2 separate regions of the Homo sapiens genome follow, and region 2 is linked to region 1. The links are chromatin loops, found by intact Hi-C in ENCODE. Cell type or tissue: sigmoid colon. All regions are shown on one strand.

Region 1 (2,500 bases):
TGCAGTGGCTCACGCCTGTAATCTCAGCACTTTGGGAGGCCGAGGTGGGTGGATCATTTGAGGTCAGGAGTTCAAGACCAGCCTGGCCAATATGGCGAAACCCCGACTCTACTAAGACTACAAAAATTAGCTGGGCGTGGTGACACGACGCATGCCTGTAATCCCAGCTACTCAGGAGGCTGAGGCACAAGAATCGCTGGAACCTGGGGGGCAAAGTGAGCTGAGATTGCACCACTCTCCAGCCTGGACAATGAAGCGAGACTCTGTCTCAAAAAACAATAATAATAATAAATACAAATAAAATAAATATTTTTAAAGAAACAAATTGTTATGCCAGTATGCAATATCAGGATATGATAGGAGGCGCCCTCACTGGAGCTGCCAGCCTGCCAGTGGTTTCTGGGAGGGAGGGTGGCGATTGTATAGTAGAGAGGATTGACCCCAGCAATCTTACCTCCACGCTTGCTTTCAGTACTGCCCTACATCATGATGTGCGGCAGCCGACATGGACTCGATTGAGAGACTGTGAGCTACATTGCTTATCTTTAACCAAACTAATCCTAACAGAATGGAGAGGCAACTTAAAAAGATTCTTGCAGAGGAACCACAAAGAGAAAATATTAATTACCAGCAATGAGTAGCCAACAAGAAAGAGACAAAGCTGAAATTCCCTTACTCCTAGTACTGGCCCTGTTAACAGTCACTTCTACAAGGCAGCAATAATGAACACAGATTTAGACCAGAAAAGAAGCCAACTGAACTAGTGTAAAATTGTCTGGAAGACTATTTGAAATAGAGATTTACGTAATTATTGATGGACTTTGGCCTTTATGACTTGAGATATTAATGACAGTAGAACTGCATGTAACTTATAAAATACATAAAGATAGATATATTGGGAGTACTGCTCAAGATTTTGTTACTGATATGAGTGTATATTCAACAAAGGCTGGGGCCACTGTGCCGGGGAAATGAATATAGGGTGGCCACACTGCCTGCTTCCCAGCCTTTTTCACACATGGCACACACGTTGTGTTTGTACTACATGCTGGGATAAGCTACTAGGCTATGGGAAGCTCAAGCCTTTGGTCACCCCAGGTCCCGCTCAGCCAGCCCAAGACTGAGGAGGTCAATATTTTCAGCACACCTATTACCAATTCAGGGCACACTCATATCCCATGTGAGGCACCCTGTAAGCGTACTGGTTGAAAACTCAGTTCTATAGACAGATTTAGGCAGGGTTAATTATTGAAGAATATAGCTATTTGGTGTGAATTGAGTTATCTCTATAGACAAAGGAAGAGAGTTGTGTGTGTGTGTGTGTGTGTGTGTGTGTGTTTTCAATAGACCTCTTAAGCGTCAGCCCAATAAAACTTGTTTGTATCGCAAGTGGGCTTATTGTCAGAGTTAAATATTTACGCTATCTCATTCTCTCAGATCTGATGAAGGAACAAACTTTATAAATATTCTCTTTCCTCTCCGTCAGCGAGCCAATTCCACTTCGGTCTGCCCAGCATTCGACACAGTGCTGCTGCTGACGCAGTAAGTGCTAATGTATGCTTGCCTAACGGATCAGCAAGCCATGGTAGAACCAACACCCTGCTCATCCGTCCTTACATTAGTATGTAGTTAGATCCTTTTCCTGTTCCTCCCAGGAGGTAATCCAAAACATTGCCACTGAATTTCCATCCCCAGTCCTAATCCCTGGCTGCTAATTCTTAGCTGACTTCCCCTCTTCCTTGATGAGGTCACCAAGGCCATCTTACAAAAGCTGTTTCAGGCCGGGCGCGGTGGCTCACGCCTGCAATCCCAGCACTTTAGGAGGCCGAGATGGGCGGATCATGAGGTCAGGAGATCAAGACCACACTGGCTAACATGGTAAAACCCCGCCTCTACTAAAAACACAAAAAATTAGCCGGGCATGGTGGCACACACCTGTAGTCCTAGCTACTTAGGAGGGAGGCAGGAGAATTGCTTGAACCCAGGAGGCGGAGGTTGCAGTGAGCCGAGATCACGCCACTGCACTCCGGCCTGGGCCACAGAGTGAGACTCCGTCTCAAAAAAACAAAACAAAAGAAAAGCTGTTTCAACACCAAATATGTCAACCTAAGCCATCCAGGAAAAAAATCTAAATTGTCTTTGACTTATTCTTTATTAACCAAGCCCACAGTCACTAAGGGATGCTTTGTTTCTCTCCTTTTCCCTCTTCTGCCCACACTGCCCAACTCACTAGTCAACTTGTGAGCATCCCAGGCTCACCCAGCATCAGAGCCTTGGCCCTATCTGTCTCCTCTGCTTGACCCAGGCTTACCCCAGATGTTTAGAGACCCTGCCTAAAGCCTCCTTCCTTCAGGTCTTCCCTCAAGTTCTTTCTCCAAGAGGCCTTCCTTAATTACCTTGAATATATATTGCAAAATGTACAGAAATTAACCCTTCTCCCTCACCTCCATACCCCCTTTCCCTGTTTTATTCCTTCTCTTTATCAGTTATCACTAAAATA
Region 2 (2,500 bases), 150 kb before region 1:
GAGTACATTTACATAGTTGTTTGATTCCATTTACATAAAGTCCCACAATCACTCTATGTACTGGGAATCACAACAGTGGTCTCCTATGTTGAGAATTGATTAAGAGTCACAAGGAAACAAGGAGTAATATTCCATTGTATTAACAGACCACACTGTTCATACATTCTCCTGTAAATGGACATTTATGTTGTTTTCAGTTTTTTTGCTATTGTGATTAAAGCTATTAGGTTGGTGCCAAAGTAATTGCAGTTTTTGCCATTACTTTTTAAATGGCAAAAACTGCAATTACTTTGGCACCAACCTAATACTGTAAGTATCTTTGAACTTACCAATCAAACATTACTACAACACTTGAATAAGAAACACTTCCATAGCATTTACAATTCTAAGTGCTTTCCATGTATTGACTTAGTTAATCCTCACAAGGATATAACCATGAGGTGCTATTACTATCCCTACTTTACAGATGAGGAAATAGAGGCACAGACTTCAGATAATTTGCCCAAGGTCCCACAGCTAATAAGGGGGCAGAATTAGGAAAGCCTGGCTGAGTCTATGCTCTCATCACTTGCTCAACTCTGCCTGGAATGCCCTTCCCGTACCCTCTACCGCCTCTGCCCAATCCTCCGGGTTCTCTGCTCCTTCCACACACCCCCATCTCAGGTCCCAGTCTTTTTTAGCATTCTTCACTTTTTCTGTTACAGATCCTCAGACAATGCTTCCTTGAAGAAGACTTGCCTGTCTAAACTGCCTTCCCATCCCAATCCCTGTTACCTTCTATCCTTTCTCTGCTTTGTTTTCATTTGTTATCTCTCTTCTTCCCAAGAATGTAAGCTCCATAAGAACAGGATCATATTTTGAATCCCCTAGAAAAGTGCCTAGTGTAATATTTGTTGAATGAATATGATCCCTGCAATTAAAAGCTAAATATATATATTTTTTTAACTAACAGATTACTGTAGTAGTTTCAAAGATGAATTTATGTTTCGGAGAAAATCAGTATTCTCTTGCCACATAAATTGTAGGTAATTATATTTCTATACCTGAATAGCTTTGCCAATGACTAAGATATTAATCTATTATATATTTATTAATCTATAGATCTTTAAAATTGATGCACATGTTTTATAAGCAATTTGATGAATTTTGATGACTACATACACCTGTATGTGTATGGATATCTGTAACAAATATCCAAGTAAAGATATAGAATATTCTCATTACCCCAGAAAGTTTCTTTGTGACTTCTAATCAATTCTCACCTCCGTAGGAAACCGCTGTTGTGATTCCCATCACCACAGACTGATTTTGGGACTTTATGTAAATGGAATCAAACAACTCTGTGAATGTACTCTGTGTCTGAGTTCTTTCAATCTACACAATCTTTTTGACATTAATCCATATTACTGCCTAGAAGAGTAGTTCACTCTTTGCATTAATGAATAGTATTCCATTGTATAAACAAACCACACTGTTTATACATTCTCCTGTGAATGGACATTTGTGTTGTTTTCAGTTTTCTGCTATTGCGATTTAAGCTACTATAAGCATTTTTTTTTAATTGTGATGGGGTTTCGCTCTTGTTCCCCAGGCTGGAGTGCAGTGGCAGCGATCTCAGCTCACTGCAGCTTCTGCCACGTGGGTCCAAGCGATTCTCCTGCCTCAGCCTCCCGAGTACCTGGGATTACAGGCATGTGCCACCACACCTGGCTAAGTTTCGTATTTTCAGTAGAGACGGGGTTTCACCATGTTGGTCAGGCTGGTCTCGAAGTCCTGACCTCAGGTGATCCACCCACCTCGGCCTCCCAAAGTGCTGGGATTACAGTCTTGAGCCACTGTGCCCGGCCAGCATCTTTGAACATATCAATTTGTAAGTTTTATCTTAATATTGTACAAGTCTTTTGGGGGGCTTATGTTGTCATTTCTCTTGGTAAATACCTAGGTATGAACTTGCTAGATTATAGAGAAAATCTATCTTTAATTTTATAAGAAACTGTCAAATAGTTTTCCAAAGTGGTGGTACTATTTATACTCCCACCATCAATGTATGAAATTTCCGTTGTTTTACGTCCTTGCCAGAATTTGTTGGTAGTCTTTTTTTTTTTTTGAGGCAGCATCTCACTGTGTTGCCCAGGCATACAATGGTGTGATCTCGGCTCACTGCAACCTCTGCCTCCCAGGTTCAAGGGATTTTCATGCCTCAGCATCCCAAGCAGCTGGGACTACAGAGGCGTGCCACCACACCCAGCTAATTTTTGTATTTTTAGTAGAGATGGGGTTTCACCATGTTGCCCAAGTTGGTCTCGAACTCCTGGCTTCAAGTGATTCGCCCGCCTCAGCCTCCCAAATTGCTGGGATTATAGGCGTGAGTCACTGTACCCAGCCTGTTGCCAGTATTTTTAGTTGTAGGCATCTTAGTGGGTGTGAGTGCTCGTTGGGGTTTTAATTTGCATTTTCCTGATAGTGTTGATGTTGAGGACATTTCTATGTGTTTACTGAG

Evidence for each region. Peaks named below come from ENCODE experiments on the same cell type or tissue, not always from the same donor. Only the 100,000 strongest peaks of a DNase experiment are listed, where the experiment ranks them.
Region 2: a loop joins it to region 1, with 2.4 times the contacts of the local background. A loop is called at or near these places in 3 of 110 quality-filtered maps.

Annotation. Positions count from the first base shown.
Region 1 is chr13:33,196,110-33,198,609 of GRCh38, forward strand. All of the region lies in intron 1 of STARD13 (StAR related lipid transfer domain containing 13), which reads right to left. Among named protein-coding and RNA genes, the nearest start is that of STARD13-AS, 80 kb to the right of the region's middle. RefSeq lists a silencer at 1-127. In sigmoid colon, no CTCF peak of the experiment used is centred here; a DNase peak (open chromatin) is centred at 1,518; H3K27ac peaks cover 1,231 bases.
Region 2 is chr13:33,041,135-33,043,634 of GRCh38, forward strand. The region is part of intron 1 of KL (klotho); the gene reads left to right. Among named protein-coding and RNA genes, the nearest start is that of KL, 26 kb to the left of the region's middle. In sigmoid colon, no CTCF peak of the experiment used is centred here; no DNase peak of the experiment used is centred here.